2 separate regions of the Homo sapiens genome follow, and region 1 is linked to region 2. Evidence: read pairs that join two places in POLR2A ChIA-PET (ENCODE). Cell type or tissue: HepG2. All regions are shown on one strand. Each heading gives the region's core, and the rest is flanking DNA. Links, peaks and the distances in the headings are about the cores only.

The links. Peaks named below come from ENCODE experiments on the same cell type or tissue, not always from the same donor. Only the 100,000 strongest peaks of a DNase experiment are listed, where the experiment ranks them.
Region 1: POLR2A ChIA-PET joins it to region 2 with 5 read pairs; 3 of 35 experiments call an interaction of 5 or more read pairs at or near these places.

Annotation. Positions count from the first base shown.
Region 1 is chr3:133,749,286-133,761,531 of GRCh38, reverse strand. TF (transferrin) reads right to left here. Exons shown (of 17, transcript NM_001063.4): 3 at 7,829-7,937; 4 at 6,861-7,037; 5 at 6,037-6,169; 6 at 5,195-5,250; 7 at 4,523-4,701; 8 at 3,586-3,763; 9 at 2,203-2,357. It also overlaps the pseudogene ACSL3P1. Among named protein-coding and RNA genes, the nearest start is that of TF, 9.0 kb to the right of the region's middle. In HepG2, for the core only: no CTCF peak of the experiment used is centred there; no DNase peak of the experiment used is centred there.
Region 2 is chr3:133,601,550-133,613,795 of GRCh38, reverse strand. TOPBP1 (DNA topoisomerase II binding protein 1) reads left to right here. Exons shown (of 28, transcript NM_007027.4): 24 at 1,244-1,407; 25 at 2,655-2,792; 26 at 4,834-4,923; 27 at 5,100-5,261. Among named protein-coding and RNA genes, the nearest start is that of CDV3, 34 kb to the right of the region's middle. In HepG2, for the core only: no CTCF peak of the experiment used is centred there; a DNase peak (open chromatin) is centred at 7,255.

The DNA of each region.
Region 1 (12,246 bases), core at 2,616-10,615, 150 kb before region 2:
TTGCTTCTGGTTTTTATTTTTTTATTTTTTATTTTTTTGAGATGGTGTCTCACTATGTTTCCCAGGCTGGACTCAAACTCCTGGGCTCAAGCAATCCTCCTACCTTAGCCTCCTGAGTAGCTGGTACTACAGCTGCATGCCACAGTGGGCAGCCCATTTTTTACTTTTAAAGACTGATCCACTGAAGTCTGGGGTGAAGAGGAGCCAAGCAGGCATCCATGAGAAAAACAAAGAAGCTCAAAGCTTAATTCTAGAACATGGGCCACAGGTAAATATCCAATGTAGTCATCTTCCTCCTCCAGTCTGGGAATCCTTTCTGCCATCCCAGTAATACCAGTAATGATGTTTCTATGCGAGATGATGACTCCCTTTGGAAGTCCTGTGTGTCTACTCATGAACATGATTACTGCAATAACCGAGGGCACTGGTCACTTTGGGATCTGTTTTCCACACTCACCTTCACTTTCTACTGCAGCCATGATGTCCATGATAACAACCTTGGGAAATTGGGACAGGTCAGTGGCTTCCCATTGACAGTGATGATGTGTCACAGGTGTGGGACCAAATAAACTATGTCTTTCAACTTTGTTTCCAATAATTCTTTACTAGCAATGAGATTAGTTACTTTTGTTTCATTAATCCATGGGCCCTGGACCTCCTAAAGTAGCATATAATTTTATGAACTAAATGTTATGCATGAAACATACCTATCCAGCAATCATCCACTTGGACGTGGTCTCACAGAACATGGCAATGTTGGTCTTTGGTTTCTGCCCCAACATCTGTAAGCTATTTCCAACATTAAAGGCTCAAACGATGACATCTTCATAGGAGAGCAAATTATGATGTCCAAGAAGAACCTTTTAAAATATGTTTACATTTGGTTGTACTTAATCTTCATTTAAGATTTCACATGTTCCCAAGAGTCTTTTGCTCTTCCTTTTTTTTACAGACGTAAAAAACTTTATCTATTGTATCACATCCAGAGTATAATATTGAAGCCCAGCCACTCAAACTGCTAACAGATTTGTATAGACTCAGGTTTTGAATTTGTAGGCTTTGCTTTAACTTAGTTTGGTTTTTCTTGTCTTGACTCAGACAAAAATTAAAATGGAATATATGTTAAAATAGCATAAAGTGATATCTATAAATTGTATGAAATATAAAATAATGAGCTTGATGGTCCCTTTTTGCTTCATGGTAGATAGTTCTGAAGATACATGGTTATTCATAAGTGCTCAAAAAGTAGAATTAACATATTTCAGCAAAAATCTGTTGACAATGGCAGGAAGTACCTTTATAATATGCATCTTTGTTTCAATATATTTGCTGATTTATTATAAAGGATCCAACTCAAGAATAGCCAAATGGAAGAGACACAGAGGGCAAGAAATGTGGGGAGGAGGGGGAGTGGAGCTTGGCACTTCATGTTCTCTCTAGGCAAACCATACTCCCCCATCTCGATGTGTGCACTAACACAGAAGCTCCAGATTAGGTTTTACAAGAATGATTTATGATATGGGAAAAGCTTACTAGATACTGTGAGTGAGTAAAAGGTAGCAAGCAACCTACATGAAATGATCCCAATAAGGGAATTTTCTCTGAATTACATGATTATAAGTACTTTTTATTTCTTCTTTATATCATTCAGGATTTTAAAAATTCTCTGTAAGCCAACATGGAATATTCTTTCTTAAAAAAAAAATGTTGTTAGAGACAAGGTCCTGCTAAGTTGCTAGCCCTGAACTCCTGGGCTCAAGCAATCCTCCTGCCTCAGCTTTCGAAGTAGCTGGGACTACAGGTGCATGCCACCATGCCAGGCTAGGATACTCTTTTGATCAACAAAGCAAATTTGTACCTGATTGGATCCTACCATGTACTCAGGATCTTATCTCAGTGATCGTGGCACACCACTGGTCTCAGGACACCCACACCATGGTCCAGCCTCCCTAAGCAGGCACTGCTCAGCCTGCCCTTTCACCATACACTCATACAAGGAGGAAACTGAGCCCTGTGGGCACCCTTCAGATCCACAAGCTCAAAGATTCTGAACCTCCGGTGGGGCTGTGCTCACATAGTCAGGGCAAGGTTCCTGGGAGCCAGGTTTTTGCATCATTCCCAGGAACACTCCCTAGCTCAGTCTTGGGGGCCAGCAGGCAGCAATGACAGGGACGCTGCCCTAGGAAGGCTGGAGTGACATACCATGATCTTGGCGATGCAGTCTTCGGTGGTCTCTGCTGATACACACTCTATTTTCCCTACACTGTTAACACTCCACTCATCACACTTGAGCCTCTCGTGGTGGCTCAGCGCACACCACTTCACAGGCTTGCATTCATCTGTTGGGGCTTCTGGGCCTATGGCATAAAAAAAGAACAAAGATCAGAAGCGGCCCTAGCTGTTGCCTGGTGTTTGTCAGCACTACTCACTGTCTTCATGCAAATGCTGGGATTTGCCAGCAATAAACAAACAGACCCCATTCAAGGAATTAATCACCTTAGAAAGCAAAGTCAATGCACAATCTCTTGGTTGACTTCTCATTTAAATTTAGTTTTTTATGTCTTCCGAGAAGCCAACTTTCCTCTCCAGCCTCTGGGCACTATATGACCTCTGGCTGTTTTTTTCCTTCTTGTTTTTCAGATAGCACTTAACTACTGGAGGTGTTCTTATTTATATGTTCATTGTTTATTGTCAGGTTTTCTGCAGGAGAACAGAAGCTCCAACACAGAAAGGGCCCTGCCTGTCTTGTTCACCAGGGCATCCTCAGGGTTAGGGCAATGCTAGCACATGGTCAGCATAATAAATGTCTGATGAATAAATGTACATCTGCTCATCTTTCAGACTGAGCTCAAGAGTCACTTCCTCAAGGAAGCTTTGCCTTAACGCCAAGTCCAGGGCCTATTTTTCTTTGTTTTGCAGTCTCATAGGGCCATGGTATTTTGTTGTCATATTTTTCCCCTTTTAAACATATCTCTTACTTTGTAATTCATCATCCAATAGCATGACTATTCATTAAACATTTATCTTCTCCCCAGTTTGAAATTTCCAGGACAACAGAATCAAATATATATTTGTCATGCCATCCTATGTCCAGCACCTAGCAGAGCATATGGCTAGATGTTCAATAAATGTCTGCTGAATAAATGAATGGTCAAGCAAAACCACAGTGACTCAGTGAAATCCAGGACTGGGATCAACCTCTCTTAGAGCACCTCTTCATTATGGTACATGTTGACTGGCTGGAGATGTGCAATATATAGCAATTTTGTTCTATTTCACTTACTCTGTGATAAGCTAATTGCCTTCACAGAGTAGGTAAGGCAGTCCTGATTGATGCAAAGGAAATACTGGAACCAACCCACGTCATTTTAAATGTGGATTTCCTGTAAAGCCCATGGTGACATCAAGGCCATCTCATAATGACTAACGCCATTCAGCATCAGTCTAACACTGGGCTCACAGACAGGTCAGAAAAAGGAGCATCAGGAGAGGCGTGCAGGTCCCTGAAAAGACTCAATCTCTGGCCCCTGTGCTCACCAGGTTTCCCAAGTGCTTGTGGTCACCTGGTTCTTCCCAGGTACTCACATGTGCCTTCCCGTAGATTCCGGATGGCAGTGACATACTCATAGCCCAGGTACATCTTGGCATCCATCCTGGGGGGGACTTTTAAAAACCCGTGGGCAGAGTCCTTAAACAGCAGGTCCTTCCCATGAGGAGAGCTGAATAGTTGGAATTCTTTTGATTTGTCTTTGCCAAAATGTTCCTGTTCATAGAAAAACAGAATAGTGGATGGCAACACAGAAGAAAGGAGGCTGAGAAATGGGACTGAAGAGAAAAGAAATCTCTGCAGGAAACAACATGAAAAAGTTCAAGATGCCAGGAGAGAGGGCAGTCGGACCTGCTCCTGCTCACCCAGCACTTCCTCTGCCTGTAGCCCTCGTGGGTCCGCGATTTGCCTGAACCTGCTTCTGTGCCTGTCTCCCGGAACGGGTTGAGACATCGGTGAGAACAAGAAACGTGGCTAATCCAGAGGCTGCCCTGTGTGGTTACCAGTCAAACTCTCAGTGGACAGATGGGACGGCTCGGCAAGAGGAAGCTGGCTGAGCCCAAATCACACAGCTCTTGGGAAGTAAAGCCGCTGTGCAGGCAGCCCCCTCACAGCCGGGCTGAGGGGCATGGGGAGAGAGACCATTTCCTTCTGGGAGGGTCATGGAAAGCCTCCTTGGGGAGGGGTTTAGCTTTGGGCCTTGAAGTTTAGGTAGAAAGGAATGCAACAGAGCAATACAGAGCCTCTTCAGGTGTCACCAGCCAGAAAGGCAAGGGCGGCAGACGGTAGCACCACAGCAGGCTCCCTGCTGCTCTGTGGGGAGTCCCAGCTTTTAGAGAACTTAGTGACATGTGGCATGGCTCCCACTGTATCCTGAACACACAGACTTCCAGAGTGACAAGATGGCCAGGAGGAAAACCCCCAAATCCAAGCAGGGAGCACTAAGCTGGAGGGGAGGATGGCAGGTGGGGATACCTGGGCCTGGTTGAGAAGCTCCCAGATCAAGTCCTCCTTGCCGCCCATACTTCGGGCCACGACGGTATGAGAAGGGACCTGGGCCAAGTGGCAGTCCTTGTATTCATCTACCGGCTTCCGGGTGTTGTCCAGGCAAAGCAGCTCATACTGGTCCCTGTCAGCCTTGTTTGCCAAGTTCTCTGGGGAGGGAAAGCCCAGGTGAGCTTAACACAGGAGAGCCATGGGCTGTGGTGCCCATCCTTGAAATTCAATTGATCATAGAAAGTATGAGCTGAGAGGTCTGGAGTGAGCACTGAAGGCCAGAGAACATGCGGGAGAATGACTCGCTCAAGAGCCCACAGCCAGGTAAAGGCTTCTGATGCCCATGTAGCAGTGATTGCTCCTCATTCCACCATGAGCCTGATCTTAGCAGCACCAACCCCCAGTCTTTGGTTATGGCAACACTACCCCAGAGGCAGAGGCACCGTGTGGAGAGATTGAATGATGGAAAGAGGCCCAGGAATCCAGATGGGGACCCCGTAGGTACCTAACTCTGCACAGGTGGAAACCCAGGCAATGATAAAGGAGAAATACAGTATGCTCATTTCCAATTACTGAGCATGAAAAAGGGAACACAGAAAAAGAACACCCACTACTTGGAGTGGCCCTGGTGGATTCTTGTCCCATTCTTACCAAATATAGTCGAGTGCTTGACAAAGGCCACATCCCCAGCACCATCCTTCAGACACCTGGGTCAAAGAAACACATCAGCAGGGCTCCTGCAGGGCAGGCCCTTCTCCTGCACCTGGAGAGTCTGATCACACTGTCCAGCACTCACACTAGGATAGAGCCTGGTGCAGCCCCGTAGCTGAAGCAACACCATGGTGTGCAGACCTCCAGCGTAGTGCTGAGATGGGGGAATGAGCTCACACGAGATAAAAAGCCCTCATAACCCAAAGAAGCAAAATGCAACTGAAGATATTTTCATGTGAAAAGAGCTTTTAAACTTCTGGAATAGAAGATAATGGTATAGTGTCTCCTGAGGGTGAAAATGTGCCTTTGGCTGGTTGTAAAACTTTAGGATATAATCAAGGTAAAAAGAGAAAGCAAGAAATCAGCTTCCCAGATAGAGACGGTGATGGGGGCAGGAGACAGGCAGTGTGCTGAGCAGGTAACACTGCTGAGATTGAGGGAAGAGGGCCAGTCCCTGGACAGTGGGCCCAGACACTAGAGGCATGATTGTCCTTTCAGGCTCTGCCCGATCCACCGAGAGGAGACACTGACCAGGCTTGAGGGCTCTGGGGAGAAAGGAAGGGTCCCCAGGAAAAGGACCTACTTGTCAGGGTCAGATGAAAGGGAACATGGGCTGGCTTGGCCTAGGAGTCCCAGGTTGTGCTTCTGACTCACTGGGAGGGGATTAGGCCACCTCGATGCCCCTGTAGGCAGGCAGGGCTCGGCTTTGGACCAGCAAAGAACTCTCACCCTGAGGACATTTGGCACTTTGGCCACCATGGAGCAGCAGACATCTCACTCACTTGAAGGCTCCCGAGTAGCCGAAGTATTGGTTAAGGGTGGAGCAGCCACACCCTGGACACAGTTGACACAGCTGGGGGAAGTCCGTCCCATCCGCACAAGGGGCACAGCTGCCCGAGAAGAAATTGGCCACTGCTGCTCAGCACAGAGAAATGGACAACAGAGCATGAGTGAGGCTGGCCACAGCCAATGGCATCACCCCACCCAGGCCCATCAGGGAACAGAGGGGACTAAAACCAAACCAGCACATGCAGCCCCAGCTTGCCCTTATGCTAACTCATCAAGATCAAGGATTTCTAATAGGAACAAGTTGACCTCTGTCTGGCCACCATCCATCAGAGGAAACAGGCCTATGCTTCCCACTAACCAAGGCCTATCTCGGGTCTTTCTCAGAGCACCTTCTCCCTGCTTTGTCAGAGGCTGGAACAGCTCAGAGAGAGGTCCCCTCTGGGATCCATGCCCCAGACATGAGAACTGCTTAAGAGAGGTGCAGGGCTCCAGAGAAACCTCCAGGAAAGAAATCCAGAGAAGTGGACAAGAGAACCACCATCGCCTAGACTGAAACCCTCTGCCGAGCCTTGCGCCCTTTCCTCACTCATCAGAACAGCCTCTGCTGGGGTTTTGGAAGCTCAGAGCAGAAAAAAGCTCAGCTCCACCTCCCAAGTGCTGCTGGTGCAGCAGACCTGCCAGTTTAAAGTCTGTTAACCTCTTTCCCCCACCTGAGTTCATCCCACATGTCTGCTGATGGTGACTGTCTAGTGCAGCCTGTGTGGGCATCTGGAGCAGAGGCAGCTGCTCGAGGGCACCCAGACTCCTGCCAGCTTACCTTTCTCAAGAGGTTTACGTGGCTCAGGTAAGTCACAGTAAAGTAAGCCTATGGGGATGTTCCACCCAGCGGACCTGCCTAGACCCGTGTGGCAGGACTTCTTGCCTCGAAGCTGGTTCATCTGGAAGCCACTATCCTTCTTCACCACAGCAACAGCATAATAGAAAGTCTGTGGATCTGCAAAGGCACAGTGTGAATGGAAGGCCCTCAGCCTGGTGCAGGGAAACATGGCTCATCACCACCGGACTCTTGAGGAGGGAGGGGAGCGGAGAGGCCATGCTTTTACTGGACTGGGCGATAAGGAGTGGGGAATCAGGAAAACCTTCCTAGGGTTGCAGGGGAGAGAGAAGACCATAGAAGGAATATTTATAATATTACCCCTCCAGGCAAACAGGGGCAAGAAGGCCACACGCACATGTGTCCTGAATGCTTTGCCTCCCCTGGCCCTGCAGCGTGTCTGCCTACACCTACCAACCTCAGCCACCAGGAAACTGGAGCTGTGGTAACAGAGGCCCATCAAAGTATTTCATGTCCCCTGGCACAGGCCCAGAGACAGTCAGGTTGATCTCAGAAGACTTGCAGGGCTGCTGGCCTCTGAGTGTGTGCTCCAGAGTGACCCCTCCTGTGTGAGTGGTACCTATGGCTCCAGAGGCCTCCAGGGACCCTAGACATATCAGTAGACCGCAGTAGCCTTCAGGTCAAGCTGCACACAGCCTGCTGTGTTTCTCTGATAAGCATATGCCCCTGGCCCAGGGCTCAGTTTTAGGAGCACCAGTCCTCAGCCAGCCCAAAGCCCCCAGAGGCCTTGATGTGTGGCTGTGGCAGCTGACAGGGCCCCTCATTCTCTACTCACTCTCCAAAGATGAATGTTCATTATATCTGATATCCAAAACCTGCCTGTAAAACACAGCACTCAGCATATAGAATAAGGATGACAACTCCTTCCTGGGGTCCCAGGGAGAACTTACCCTCTTTTGACCCATAGAACTCTGCCACCACAGGCTTCAGGTTATTGGGAGCCAGGTAAGCATCATACACCAAACCTGCATCCAGTGTCACAGCATCCGCTTCGTTTGCCTGAAAGAGAACAGGCCAGTCCTGGATGAAGCCTTGACTTCCAAGGAAGGCCCACCTCAACCCACACAAGTAGAGAGTGGCTACCAGGACTCCACGGACCCAGGGCCAGAACTTGACTAGACCACGCACAGCCCTGCTGGCTTCAGTTGACTCTGTCTCCCTCGCAAGGGCACTTAGCCACCACATTCCTATTCCTTCTGCATAGAGGGAGTGATGGATTGTGTTTCTCTTTTCCCCGGTGAGGTGCCCAGCTCCTGGCCAAAAATCCTACGTGACTTTACCGTAGGCAATTACGAAGGCTTAACCTGGCAGGCTCCGTGGGAGAAAGCCGCCCTCGCCACCCCAGACTCAGAGCACAGCCAGTGCAATGCAGTCTCTGGAGGGGACTCTGCTGTCAAGGACACAGCTCTCTTGGGCTGGCCACGCTCTTCTTACACCTGTTTTCATTCCTAGCCCATGACCTTTGCTCAGAGCCCTCTTTATTTTGAGACTTCCTTTGAGGTCTTCCTCAGGTGCTTCTGTGGAGATTTTTTTTCTGGGGGAAGATGGGAACCTTGAAAACATTCGTCTTCACTCTGACTCAGTACTCAATGCTCTTCCTTCCTGTCCTGGGTCCATAAAACTGCATGACCCTTTTGCTGAGGGATTGGGCACTTTCTCTGGGTTTAGCTTCTTGGTGATACTATGTACTGAATGATCAAAAGCTTGATTATTATTTCCATTTTTGCTCATCTCTGGTATAATTGTCTACTCCAACACATGGGCAGCTCATCTCTCTTTCTCTCTCAGCTCCATTTTACAAGTGAGAAATATGAGGCACAGAAAGGTTAAGTCACTTCCCTGGGCCACATAGCCAGTAAGTCATGGAGCTGGGATTTCAGTGCAGACATTCCGGGTTTATTTCTTATCATTACACTGTTACTTCAGGTTATGTTCCTTTTTGACTTTGTGCTTCTGTAAGCCCTCATCTTTACATCAACAGGTCCCTTGAAATATTATAGCTGCCTTCTTACTAGATCTATAATTTATTTTCTTTTTATGTAAATCCTTAAAGTGAGCCCAACCATCTTTTATTTAGACACTTAAACACATAGTTTTACTCCTTTTTTGTTTTAAATGTCTTTAATCAAAATGATTTTTCCAGAAGCCCTTGCCAGTTCTCTATGAAGATTTCTTATTGATCAAATTACAAAGCAGGCCAGGTATAGTGGCTCATACCTTGTACTTCCAGCACTTTGGGAAGCCTAGGCAAGTGGATCACCTGAGGTTAGGAGTTCGAGACCAGCCTAGCCAATATGGTGAAACACTGTCTCTACCAAAACAAACAAACAAAAATTAGCTGGGCTTGGTGGCACATGCCTGTAATACCAGCCACTTGGGAAGCTGAGGCAGGAGAATCGCTTGAACCTGGGATGCAGAGGTTGCAGTGAGCCGAGATTGTACCACTGCACTCTAGCCTAGGTGACAGAGCAAGACTCTCAAAAAAAAAAAAAAAAATTACAAAGCAAAAGCTATAGTTCCATGAACTTTGTTGTGTTACAATCAAGTAATAAGACAATAGTATTTCTAAATGAAATAAAATATGTTGTAAGACAAACTATATCAGCAGTCTCGCTCTTGTCCCTCAGGCTTGAGTGCAATGGCTCAATCTCGGCTCACTGTAACCTCTGCCTCCAGGGTTCAAACGATTCTCCTGCCTCTGCCTCCCAAGTAGCTGGGATTAAGGCGCCTGCCATCACACCCGGCTAATTTTTGTATTTTTTTTAGTAGAGATGGGGTTTCACCATGTTGGCCAGGCTGGTCTCAAACTCCTGACCTCAGGTGATCCACCCGCCTCGGCCTCCCAAAGTGCTGGGATTACAGGCGTGAGCCACCGCACCCAGCCAATTTTAACCATTTTCAAGTGTACATTTTAGTGGCATTAAGTACATGCATTCACGTTGTTTTATAGCCATCACATCTATCCATCTCCAGAAACTGAAACTCTTTACACATTAAACAATTACCTCCTATTTCTCCCCCACTCCAGCCCCTGGTAGTCATTATGCTACTTTCTGTTTCTATAAATTTGACTATTCTAGATACTTCATAAAAGTGGAACTTTGGGAGGCCGAGACGGGCGGATCACGAGGTCAGGAGATCGAGACCATACTGGCTAACACGGTGAAACCCCGTCTCTACTAAAAATACAAAAATTAGCCGGGCATGGTGGCGCGCGCCTGTAGTCCCAGCTACACGGGAGGCTGAGGCAGGAGAATGGCGTGAACCCGGGAGGCGGAGCTTGCAGTGAGTCGAGATCGCGCCACTGCACTCCAGCCTGGGCGACAGAGCGAAACTCCGTCTCAAAAAAAAAAAAAAAAAAAAAGTGGAATCTTACAATATTTGTCCTTTTGTATCTAGCTTGCTTCACTTATGTTTTCAAGGTTCATCTCAGTGTAGCATATATCAGAGTTTCATTTATTTTTAAGGCTAAAAATATTTCATCATTTGTGTTTACCACATTTTATTTATCTATTCACTCATCAATGGATATTTGGGTTGTAAAACATATTTTTAATATACCACAATACAAAACAAAATTAACAGACATCATGGGCCTTTCTGTTCCACAACAACTAGACCTTATATATGAAACACACTTCGTGGTTTTGTTTAATCTGCAAACACCTTCCCTTCCCCAGTCCTCACATTGTTGAATAAAAATGAAGCAAACAGGGTGCAGCACACCAACATGGCACATGTGTACATATGTAACAAACCTGCATGTTGTGCACTTGTACCCTAGAACTTAAAGTATAATAAAATATATATATATTTTTTAAAAAATGAAGCAAACAAACGAGAGCTTTGCCCATTGCAGTGGGGTTGGGAGAGTGGTCAGGAACCTGGTCTTTCTTTGCCAAGACACCAAGAAATCACTGGTGCCTCGGGGGCTCAGGGAGCCAAAGAGCTAAGGCCTAAAACACAGCGTCCAGCCCTAGAGCTGCAGGGTTCCCAGGGGAACCTGCGCCAGCTGGGAGGGACAGGATTATAATCAAGCAAGCTCTCACAAGTCAAAATAACCAAACCCAGAAGAGGGAAAGCTACAGAGAGAAGGCTGGAGGGAAGCCAAGGGGAAGCCAGCAGAAAGACACGGAAAACCCCAGCGCGGGGATTGAGGGAAGCCAGGCTGCATCTGGATGTTTCTTCCACCTTTTCCCTTCGGCTAACCTACTGCTTGCTTTGTGCTGAGAACTGTAGAATTTCCCACACTTGACACATCTGTCCAAACCTCTGCACTAAGAGACCTGACCAGACTCTGGCATGGCTCCTAGCAGAACAAATCTGTGTCCCTAGGATGGCCCGGTTCCCCTTAAAGTGCTTGCCTGAGAAAACTCAGTGCTGCCAGGAAAATGTACCTGTTTCTTCTACTCAACACACAACTGATGATAGGCCCCTGACCTCCCTTTCCAAGAGAATTTACTAAAAAGGACTTAAAACTGTGAATATGTATCTCTTGAAACTCACAAGCATCTCTCTCAAGGACTGAGAGCCATTCCTTTGCAACACAATCATCAGGATGGATAGAGTGTCTGTCTCGCAGTCTCTGCGGGAGAATAGAGTCCTAATCGAGAGAACTGCCAGCTATCAGACACAGCTGGCCTCCTCACATTTACACTGACCAGCCCTTTCTACCTTTTTACTTCTCTGACTCTACAGAGCCCTGCGTTCTCCCCTCCCTCATTCTCCCTTTAAAATGCTCACATCACCACTGCACAAATCAGAATGGAGCCTAGCTCTTTCCCCCACTGTCAGCAGTTACTGAATGAAACCTATTGTCACTGCCTAAACTAATATCTGGCTGTGCTTATCTTTGACAGCTCCCATCACCCTGGCCTCCCACTAGCAACTTAAATAAGCCCACTCTGCTCTGCCTCAGGCCCTTTGCATATGCTCTTGTTTGCTGCCTGGTGTATTTTACACTGGAGCCCACCCAGGCTCAGTCCTTCATTACATCTCTCTCAGAGAGATGGTCTCTGACCACCCAGGACAAAGCAGGTTTTTCTGTGAGTCCCTGTCAGAACACTCTCCTTTTTCCCTCCATTGTACATCCCCACATTTTGGAATTAGTAGTTTACTTATTCGTGTGTTTTTCTGCTCTCCTGACTAGCCCATGAGCTCCCTGAGGGTAAGGACCAATGTGTTTAATTCACCACTGCAGCCCCATTGCCCAGCACAGGATCTGACATGTACAGATGGGCAGGGGCAACGTTGAAAGAATGAAGAGCATTTTTGTAGACCTAAGAACAAAAAGATCAGCTGTCACCTG
Region 2 (12,246 bases), core at 2,388-10,387:
AAAAAAAAAAAGTCCTTGATATAACTAACTCTGCCCAACCAGTGGTCAAGTTAACCTCTAAGCTATAAATCAACAGCCATGCTTTACATAAGCTTATGTTTACTTATGCCTTCTTCTTTCCTCAAAGTCAGGCTTCATGCATTTATATCTGAGAAGAGGTTCAATTATTGCTTTTTCCCACCTGCTGCTTCATCTCTTATTTATCTGTGTGTGTTTTCTTCCCAAGCTTCTCTGTTGGTCTGCCGACATTATTTCCACTCATAAAAAATTTCCTCCTGTTTTAAAGTCTGCAGATGCCCCTATCTTACTTCCATCTCCCTGGTTACCCATATTCGGTGCTTGAAAACTGCTTTTGTAATTGAGACTTAAGAGACATAACCAACTACAGCGTGTGGCTCATGTTTATGTTCTATTTCTTTTTGTATCCTAATTATAACAATCCAAGTGAAGACAAACAGGAAAAATTGAACAAGGATTTAGTACTGAGACAGCAAAGAATCTTTGTTAATCCTATTAGATCTGATAATGGCATTATGGCTGTTTAAGAAAATTTCCATATATTCTAGAGATGCATACTGAAATACTTAGGGGTCAGTAACATGGTATCTAGAATTTGCTTTAAAATAGTTAAGCAGGACCAGGCATGGTGGCTCACGCCTGTAATCCCAGCACTTCGGGAGGCTGAGGCAGGTGGATCATTTGAGGTCAGGAGTTCAAGACCAGCCTGGCCAACATGGTGAAACCCTGTGTTTACTAAAAATACAAAAATTAGCCAGGCCATAGTGGTGTGTGCCTGTAATCCCAGCTACTTGCGAGGCTGAGGGAGGAGAATCGCTTGAGCTGGAGGTTGTGGTGAGCCAAGATCATGCCACTGCACTCCAGTCTGGGTGACAGAGTGAGAACCTGTCTCAAAAAAATTAAAATTAAAACAGAATAAAATTAAGTAGTTAAGCAAAAAAAGGTGGCAGAATTTGGATAATTTTAGAATATAGGTAGCTAGTATATGTGTGGGGGTTCATTTTACTATTTTATTTACTTTTGTATTTAAAATGTTCATAATAAACATTTTAATACATATATATATGTATATAAAGTAAAATAATTCTAAGTAAGTCAAGTTTTTTTGGTTTAAATGGTTTGGGGCATTTTATTTATAAATAATTTCTATGCGTAGTTGAGATTACATTTTTCCTAGAAAGAAGTTGGGAATCAATAAAGTACAATCCATTTTTCTCTGCTTAAGGTGGATTGGTGATAGAAAAGCAGTGCTTTGATCCCACCTGTACACACATTGTTGTGGGACATCCACTTCGAAACGAGAAGTATTTAGCCTCAGTGGCAGCTGGGAAGTGGGTGCTTCATCGCTCCTACCTTGAAGCCTGCAGGACTGCTGGACACTTCGTGCAGGTGTGTATTCAGATTTGTGGAAGTTTATTTTTCTTTAAAAGCAAGTGTCCACCGGGTGCAGTGGCTCACACCTGTTATCCTAGCACTTTGGGAGGCCGAGGTGGGTGGATCACCTGAGATCAGGAGTTCGAGACATGCCTGGCCAACATGGTGAAACCCTCTCTACTAAAACTACAAAGATTAGCCAGGCATGGTGGTGAGTGCCTGTAATCCCAGTTACTCAGGAGGCTGAGGCAGGAGAATCACTTGAACCCAGAAGGCAGAGGTTGCAGTGAGCCGAGATCATGCCATTGTACTCCAGCCTGGGCCACAAGAGTGAGACCCTATCTAAAAAAAAAAAAAAAGTAAGTGTTGGCTGGCAGTGGCTGGCTCATGCCACTTTCAGCACTTTGGGAGGCCAAGGCAGGAGGATGGCTTGAACCTAGGAGTTCAAGACCAGCCTGGGAAACATAGCAAGACTCCATCTCTAGAAAAAATAAAAACAGTTAGCTGGGCATGGTGGTTCCCATCTGTAGTCCCAGCTACCTAGGAGGCTGAAGTGGGAGGATTGCTTGAGCCCAGGAGGTCAAATCAAGACCCTGTCTCTAAAGGAAGAAACAGACAAATTTATTTATTTACTTAAAAAAGTAAATCTCAGATTTCATCACATTTGCTGACTGCTCATAAAATTGAAATAACCAAATATGGCCAGTTAGAGTATACCAGCTTTTTCAATAACAAAGCCAAACAACGAAACTTCGCAGAGCCAGGTTCACCTTTAATCACTTTTTAAATGATTTAATTTGAATGTTAGTGTTGTTTTTAATTGAAATAACATTTTCTTAGAAAGTTTCAAGATTATCTCATTGTAAGCTTTCATCTTTACTACATAGACAGATAATCAAGTTATCAGTACATACCTCCTCTGAGACTGTGTCCTTTCATGAAGTTAGTCTTACAGCAGGTGAAATTTGTCCATCTGAATATTACCAGTTGCCAAGATATAGCTATCATTTTGTTTCTTAAAAATGTATGTGGTATTTTTCTGATTTCTAATTAAAAGCCAAATATACTTGACTCTTATATGAAACTAATCTACATTTCCTCCATGCTCATAAAACAATATTTACTTAGTACTGTCTGTATTTGTAACAATTAAATGTATAGCTTTAACAGTTATTAGACTTTGGGCTCCTTGAGGAGCCCTGTATGTTGCACAGTGGCTCCCCAGACTGTAACAACTCAGGTTTGTTGGACAAATTCTCTAGGAAGAAGACTATGAATGGGGAAGTAGTTCCATACTTGATGTTCTGACTGGAATCAATGTACAGCAACGAAGACTAGCACTTGCAGCAATGAGATGGAGAAAAAAAATCCAGCAAAGACAAGAATCTGGCATTGTTGAGGTATTAAAACACAATTATATAGGTAATACAAATAGCATTCAATATTGTGACTCTTTCACATTTTTTTTAAAAGAGAATGTGCTTCAGGAAATAATGATTCTACTTGTCTTTTTTCCCCAAATTTTTGATGGCTCTTTTAAAAATAATTTATATATGTAAAATGTGGCCCATATTGCATTTCTTCCAAAGAATCTTTTCAGCATCTAATGTCAGGGGTTCTTGACCTGAGTCCACAGACCTTCTCAAAGGAATTTGTAGATCAAATCTGGGAAGGCCATGTACTTTGCATGGGGAGAAAAATACATCCTTATTTTTACTAACCTCTAATTGAAAATTAGCACTTCCGGTCTTTTTTTTTTTTTTTTTTAAATTTTAATCAGCCTACATCATGCTTTGAGAAAACTAGCACTTCCTTTAATGAAAGGTCTAGGCAACAAATCACAACACTATCAACTGTACCTGTAATTTTGCACTAACAGAAATCACATGTTTCTGTTTTGCATTGTAATTGCAAGCATCTTGAAATACTGTTTGTGTTCATCAGTACTTTAGTTATTTATATTATTTGTTAACTGTTGATTTATCAAGAGAAACTATTAGGCCACATGTTCATGTTTCATAGTTCAGGAACACAAGTCAAAGACAAACTTCTGTGTATTAATGATTCAGTCCAAAGAAATTCTTTATATTCCAAAATCACTTTGCACTCTGAAACATAATAGCACTCTTCATCTCAGATTCTTTCATGGAATCATAACTTCTGTAGAAATCAGCATGTCCTTTCTGTTTTGGTTCAGCCACAGCAAACAGAGAGCTGCAACCCCAGGGATATAAGGAATGCTCCCACAATATGAAATCACAGACACTTGGCCAGAAGACCACATATCTGAGGTTTTGTCAAAGCACTGAAAGCCATATTAGTTATTGTCTGCTACTTTAATATAAAGCACATCTATAATTACACAACAAATTTGTTTTTAATATTTTGATAACTTTCAATAAAATGGCTTCCTTTTGTAATCCTTTATATTTTAATTTTAACATTTTCTAAAAATCACCCATAAGGTTTGGGAATTATATCTCAATACAGCTATTATTTAGAGTAGTCTAATGACCAGACTGCCAAAGGGATCCATGGCTTACAAAAAGGTTAATTGTATTAGTTCGTTCTCACGCTGCTATGAAGCAACACCTGAGACTGGGTCATTTATAAAGGAAAGAGGTTTAATTGACTCACAGTTCCACATGGCTACAGAGGCCTCAGGAAGCTTACAGTCATGTAAGAAGCAAACACGTCCTTCTTCACATGGTGGCAGGAGAGAGAAGTGCAGAGCAAAGTGGGGAAAAACCCCTTATAAAACCATCAGATCTCCTGAGAACTCACTATCAGGAGAACAGCATGAGGGAACTGCCCCCACCATCTGATCACCTCCCACGAGGTCCCTCCCCCAACACTTGGAGATTATCATTCGGATTACAATTCAAGATGAGATTTTGGGTGGGGACACAGCCAAACCATTATCAGAACCCCTGAGTTAAATAGTCTTTCATGTTGTATTCTAAGTTCTCTGATATCTCCAAATCCTTATTAGCCATGATACCCTCTCTTTTAGAGTAATTCCACTGGCTTTTGTTAGTTGTTATTCCCTTCCTAAATATTTTGTTTCCAGTTTGTAAACATTTTTAAGAGAAGTGAAACGCAGGCTTCATCTAACCTAAGGAGCTCTGCTTGAAGCTCTTCCCTTGATTAATCAAAAGAAAAAAATACTAGAAAAGACTAAACATCAATCACACTGCTTTGTTTTAATGTTACCTAATCATTAATGGTTTTTCATTCCTCACGTATTTCTTGATGGCCTACTATGTGCCAGATACCATGGATTCACGTTTCAGTGTTCTGGCCAGAGATAATTATACTGTGGCAAAAGTAAAGTTTATAAGATTTATTGACAAAACTAAGTCTACAGATAAAATCATGCATTATCTGTATTATTTTGTTATTTTCCAAATGATTTCACCACTGATTGTTTTTTATTTGTAGGGAGCATTTAGTGGGTGGAAGGTTATTTTACATGTGGATCAGTCTCGAGAAGCAGGCTTCAAACGCCTTCTTCAGTCAGGAGGAGCAAAGGTTTGTATCAAATTAATTTACTGACCTTTTTACATGAATAATCATCTAACCAAGATTGCTATGATGAGTTCTTCATTTTCTCTACTTTTTGAAATGGTAATCCTTAAGTACACATTATACAGCTGAACTACTTTGGAATACTGGTAGATTGTGATACTACCTTGTTTTTTCATTAGGTGCTACCTGGTCATTCTGTACCTTTATTTAAAGAGGCCACACATCTTTTTTCTGACTTGAATAAACTGAAACCAGATGACTCAGGAGTTAATATAGCAGAAGCTGCTGCCCAGAACGTGTACTGCTTGAGAACAGAATACATTGCTGATTATCTCATGCAGGTTTGTGAGATTCTATCCTTGACCTCCTCATTACCAGAGATACGTTTATGTGCATAGATAAGTAACTGCACAACAAAACCTTCAGCTCATGATTAGTAGAAGATTAGTCTCCTGTTATTCTCTTCTATTCCAGCCCTTTCAGTTTTATTCTATTTGTGTTTTTTATTATAATGAACATATTATGTAAACATTTAGCTTGGAAGTTAAATATGAGAAGAGTATAAAAATCTAGGTACCTCTAAAGGCTTTAAAAATACCCTTTAAAATGTTGGAATATAAAGCAGAAATCGATTCCAGGAGTCCAAGGAGAAACATTTATCCAAAGGTCCTTTAGTTTTCTTGACTGTTTGCTTTCATGTACATTAAATACCTATGTTAGACACTGTGGTAAATTTAAGCATTTGCTATATGGTGGGCTTACTACTCTCATATTCAGAATTGGCCTGTGTTGTGTAATTTGAATGGGGTAAGAAAAATCTTCTGACACCAGAGTGCCCAAAAGGCCATCAGGAGTCAGCAGGCATGACACATAATCATAAGGATTAGATTTCATAATCATAATCTATGAAGGATTTCAACTGGGATGATACAGAAATAAGGGGAGGCCAACACTCAAAGTCAGCTTTGTGATTTTGCTGCTGTGCTTGGAGATTGCTCAGGATTTAATAGAATGCCTAAAACACAAATGTGAAGCCGTTATAGAGCAGAGGGCATACTGATTAGTATCCACGATTTTATCTAAGGTTTTCACTCAACGTGATGTTTTTGACATTCATTCAAGTTGTAGTGTATACCAGTAGTTCATTCCTTTTTATTGCTGAGTAGTATTTCTTTGTCTGAATATACCATAGTTGATTCATTTTCCTATTGATGGACCCTTGGACTCCTGGAATCAGAAATGTTCCAATAAGCACTTCCCTTGAGCATCACATAAGTGCTCGAAAGTTTAGGATTTTGTACCATTTCTAACTTTTGGATTTGAGATGCTCAATCTGTACATTATTGGTGGGAAGTGTAAAATGGTAAAAATCCCTTTGACAAAAGGCCTGGCAGCTTCTTAAAAAACGAAATATTTACTTATTCTATTACACAGCAATTCTGTCCTATTTACCCAGGAAAAATGAAAAAATATGTCCATAAAAAAGCCTGTATATTTTTAGTAGCTGTTTGTCATCTTGGTTATCATTAGTAAAGCTACTAAAAATATACAGGGATTTTTACCATTTTACACTTTCCACCAATAATATACAGATTGAGCATCCCAAATCCAAAAGTTAGAAATGGTACAAAATCGTAAACATTTCTGATTTCTGGGTTTCGGTTGCTCAACCAGTAAATATAAATATTCCAAAATCTGAAATACTTCTGATTCTAAGCACTTCAGATAAGGGATACTCAATCTGTGTAAGCCTTCTGGTTATTCCATATTTTGCCAACATTTAGTGTTGGCAGTCATTTGATTTTTAGCCATGCGGTAGGTTTATAGTGGGAGCACATTGTAATTTGTACAGAGTGTTTGTAATTTGTATTTCCCTGATGACTAATGACATCGAGCACTTTTTCTTTCATGGTCTCTTTGTTTGTTTGTTTGTTTGTTGGTGTGTGTGTGTGTATTTAATATTTTTTTCTAAAAAGTTATTGTTTTAGCTTTTATGTTTAGCTCTATGACCTATTACAAATTAATTTTTCTTAATGCTCTGAGGTATGGACTAGGGCTGGTTTTTTTCCATATAGATATCTAGGTGTTCTAGCACCATTTGTTGAACAGATTTTCCTTTCCCACAAAAGCTTTGGCATCTTGATAAAAAATCAAATGATCGTATTTTTGTGAGTCTCTATTCTGTTTCATTATCTACTTGTTGATACCTTTCCTACTGTGTCTTGATTACTGTAGCTGTACAGCAACTTTTGAAGCTAGTATTAAGACTACAATTTTAGTTGTCTTTTTCAAGGTTATTTAGCTGTTCCATGTCCTTTGCATTTCCATATGGACTTTAGACTCAGCTTGTTAGTTTCTACAAAAAAAAAAAAAAAAAAAAGGCCTAGAGTGGTTAAGATTAGGATTGCACTGACTCTATAGACCAACTTGAGGACAGTAAACATCTTTACAGTGTTGAGCATTCTATTCCATAAACCTAGAATGTCTCTATTTAGGTCTTCTTTAATTTCTCTCAGCAACATTTTGTGGTTTTTCAGTAAGGGAACTTACCTATCTTTTGTTAAATTTATTCCTATTTTGTGATGCTATTGTAAATAAAAATTTCTAGATTTACATTTAGATTTTTTTCTACAATTTGCTGCCAATCCAAAAGAATATAAATTTTGTATATTATTATTTATTTATTTTGAGGCAAGGTCTCACTCTGTTGCCCAGGCTGGAGTGCAGTGGCGTGATCTTGGCTTACTGCAACCTCTGCCTCCCAGGCCCAGGAGATCCACCTCAGCCTCCCAAGTAGCTAGGACTACAGCCATGTGCCACCATGCCCAGCTAATTTTTTTTTTGGCAAGGGGAAGGGGTAGAGATAGGGTTTCACCAGGTTGCCCAGGCTGGTCTCAAGCAATCCACCTGCCTCGGCCTCCCAAAGTACTGGGATTACAGGTGTGAGCCACTGTGCCTTGCCTGTCAGTCTTTTATACCCTATGATCTTAATAAAATTCACTTAGTACAATTAGTACCTTAGGCTTTCCTACATAAGCAATCATTTTATCTGCAAAGAGATTTGTAGATTTTCCCTTCTTTATGCCTTTTATTTCTTGTTGTCTTATGTGGCTAGGACCTCAAGTATGCTGCTGAATAGAAGTGGTGAGATTGGGCCTCCTTGTCTTTATTCCCTAGCCTAGGTGGAAAGTGTTCAATATTTCACCAGCTATAGGGTCTTCATAGATTTTTTTTTCCAGATTGAGGAAGAGTCCTTTTATTCCTAGTTTACTAAGATTTCTTTTTCATCATTAATTGGGGTTAACTTTTATAAAATGTCTTTTTCTACTTCTGTTGGAGTTGTTATAAGGTTTTTCTCTTTCCTTCTATTACTATGGGGAATTACATTTTCAAATGTTAAGTTTCATGTATCAGTCCCACTTGATCACGCCATATTAATCTTTGTATATATTGCTAGATTTAGTTGAGTAAAAATTTTTAAAATTGTTTTCAGGGTGGGATATTGGTATGTAATTCTCATTGTTTTGTAATGTTTTTGTCATCTTTTGGTATTAGCGTTTTGCTGGCATCACAAACAAGTTGGGAAGTTCTCCCTTGATTTTCTCGAAGAGTTTGTGTAAGATGCCTCTTTCTTCCTTGAATGTTTGAAGGTCTGGAGTTTTCTTTTTTTTTTTTTTGAGACACGGTCTGGCTCTGTTGCCCACACTGGAGTGCAATGGCTTGATCTCAGCTCACTGCAATCTCCACTTCCTGTGCTCAAATGATCCTTCCACCTCAGCCTCCTGGGTAGCTGGGACTACAAGCGCACGCCACCAGTCTTAGCTAATTTTTGTATTTTTGGTAGAGACGGGGTTTCACCATGCTGGGCTTAAGTGATCCCCACGGCTTCCCAAAGTCCTAGGATTATAGGCATGAGCCACCTGGACTGGAGTTTTCTTTTTTTGTATTTTTATTTTTTAGATGGAGTCTTGCTCTGTCGCCCAGCCTGGAGTGCAGTGGGGCAATATCAGCTCACTGCAACCTCCACCTCCTAGGTTCAAGTGATTCTCCTGCCTCAGTCTCCCAAGTAGCTGGGATTACAGGCATGAGCCAACACACCTGGCTAATTTTTGTATTTTTAGTAGAAACGGGGTTTTAACCATGTTGTCCAGGCTGACCTGAGGCTGACCTCAGGTGATCCGCCCACCTTGGCCTCCCAAAGTGCTGAGATTACAGGCGTGAGCCACTGCACCCGGCCTGGAGTTTTCTTTATATGTGGTTTTTTGTAACGAATTTTCTTTACTAGATACAGCGCTTTTCCTATTTTCTGTTTCATTTTATGTCAGTTTTTAATAACTGGTGTTTTTCAAATAATATATCCATTTCATCTTATCAAATTTGTTGGCATAAAGTTCTTCATAATATTCTTATTATCCTTTTAGTGTAATAAGTTTATTCCTGGCTGGGCACGGTAGCACACGCCTGTAATCTCAACAGTTTAGGAGGCTGAGGTGGGCAGATCACTTGAGGTCAGGGGTTCGAGACCAGCCTGGCCAACATAGCGAAACCCTGTCTCTACTAAAAATACAAAAAAATTAGCGGGGTGTGGTGGCGTGTGCCTGTAGTCCCAGCCACTCGGGAGGCTGAGGCAGGAGAATCGCTTGAACCTGGGAGGCAGAGGTTGCAGTGAGACGAGATCACGCCACTGCACTCCAGCTTGGGCAACAGAGCAAGACTCCGTTTCAAAATAAATAAATAAATAAATAAATAAATAAGTTTATTCCTGATATTGTCAACTTGTGTTCATTTATAACTGGCTTATTTAGGAGTCTGTTGTTTAGTTCCTAAATATAAGAGGATTTTTTTTTCTATCTTTTTAATTTGTGATTGCCCATTGAATTCCATTGTAATCACAGAAAATACTCTATAATTTTAATTCTTTTAAAGTTATTGAGACTTGTTTTATCACCCAGCTTCATCTATCTTAATGAACATATCATATATGTGAAAGATTTTATATTCTGCAGCTGTTGGGTGTTGTGTTCTAAAAATATCAAATAGGTTAATATGGTTGATAATGTTGATCAGATTTTCTGTGTATGTGGGTTTTTTTGTTTGTTTAGTTATATCAATTACTGATACTAAAATCTCCAGCTGTTTGTGGAATTGTCTGTTTTTTCTCTTTAATTTTGTCAGCTTTTACCCCATTTATTTCAAACTTTGTTGCTAGTTGTTTACCCATATATAATTTCTTTGATTTTCACATATTGATCCTTTGTTATAACACGTATCTCTGGGCTTACTCCGCCTTGAATGTACATTATCTGAGGTTAATATAGCCTTTTCCTGTTTACTCTGTGTCATGATATCTCTTTGCATGGTTTTTAATTTTAAACTTGTCTGTGTCATATATTTAAAATGGCTTTCTTGTAGATAGGATATAGTTGGGCCTTGCTTTTTTTTTCTTTGGAGTGTTTAGTCCATCATGTAATTATTGATATGATTGGATTTAGGGATGGGGTTTTTTGCTGTTTGTTTTCTATTTGTTCTTTGTCCTTGTTCTTCTTTGTCTTTCTTGGCTTTTTTTGTATTAGTTTAATATTTTTAGAATTTTATTTTATCCATTGGCCTTCTAAAGCAAAAATATATTTACCTTTTGGAGGGAGAAGTGTTTATATGTAGATTACAAATTACTTCCTGAGGCCGGGCATGGTGGCTCACGCCTGTAATCCCAGCACTTTGGGAGGCCAAGGTGGGCAGATCACCTGAGGTCAGGATTTCGAGACCAGCCTGGCCAATATGGTGAAACCGTGTCTCTACTAAAAATACAAAAATTAGCTGGGTGTCGTGGCGCACACCTGTAATCCCAGCTGCTTGGGAGGCTGAGGCAGGAGAATCACTTGAACCTGTGAGGCGGAGGCTGCAGTGAGCCAAGATCGTGCCTCTGCACTCCAGCCTAGGTGACAAGAGCGAAACTCTGTCTCAAAAAAAAAAAAAAAAAAAATGAAAAAAGGTAGATCTCTTGCATCCAAGTTGGTTCATTTGCTTCCCCTGTCCTTTATACCAGGGGTCAGTAAACTATAGCCACCTGGCCAAACCTGGCCCACTGCCTATTTTATAAATAAAGGTTTGTTGGAAAACAGCCATACTCATTCATTTATGTATTTTCTATGGCTGCTTTTGCACTATAATGGCAGAGTTAAGTAGTTTCAGCACAAATCATCTATCCCACAAAATCTAAAATGTTTCTGTCTGAGCCTTTACAGAAAGTGTGCTGACCTCTGCTTTATGCAGTAGTTGTCATATATTTTACATCTACATCTTATAGCCCCAAATAAGATTTTACTTTAAATAGGTTTTGCTTTTAACAATTCTGTGCATTTTGAGGAAACTAAAATAAAAAATGGTATTTTATAATTACCCTCATGTATACCAGTTTGAGTGTCAGTTTTCCCTGAAGATCTGAGTTTCCATCTGATAACATTTTCCTTCAGCCTGAAGAACTAACTTTAGTTTGGAGTGCAGGTTGATTGGGGATCAATTCTAGCTTTCTGTTGTATGAAATGTCTATTCTACCTTCATTGTTGAAGGACAGTTTTGCAGGATACAGAATTATAGATTGACAGGTTTTTTTCTTCTATTAAAGACTTCACTGTCTGCTGGCCTCCATTGTTTCTGTTGAGAAATCAGTGATGGTCATTTGAATTGTTCCCTTGTATTCAATGTGTCATTTTTGAGACCAGCCACCAGCCTGGGCAACACAGCAAGACCCTTATCTCCCCCTAAAAAAGAAACTCTAGGTTCTATTGTTCCTTTGCTCCTCCAAAGAGTACTGTGTTGTTTAACAGGCAGTTTACTTCATACACTGTGTTTGCGTCCCCAGCCCCCCATTTGCTTGGTTCGTTTATTCTCCAGGCTCTATGGTTGCTTTTAATATATTTTGGTCAGAATTTGTAGCTGTTATCCATGGAAGAATTGAATCAAAAGGCACTTACTTGGTATTTTGTGGTGATTCATTTTCAGGTTGCCCAGTCTGCCATATTGCTAGAAAATTAAGTTTTATTACACTTATAATAAGGAGGAAAAGATCCATTTCTATGTTGGGAAATGGTTGTGGGGGGAAAATGCAAGGGTTTTGGAGTCAGATCAGTTATGAAATTTGGCTTTGCTACCTGCTAGTTATGTGACATTGGTTGTTTTCATTTAACCTTTTTTATTTTATCTCAAAAATGGGGATTAAAAACACCGATATGAAATGTTTGTAAGATCTGAGCTAGTCCCACTCTACCTGAACCATACACGTATTTCTTTGATAAAAGGTGAGACTTTGTCCCACAGGGTCCATTT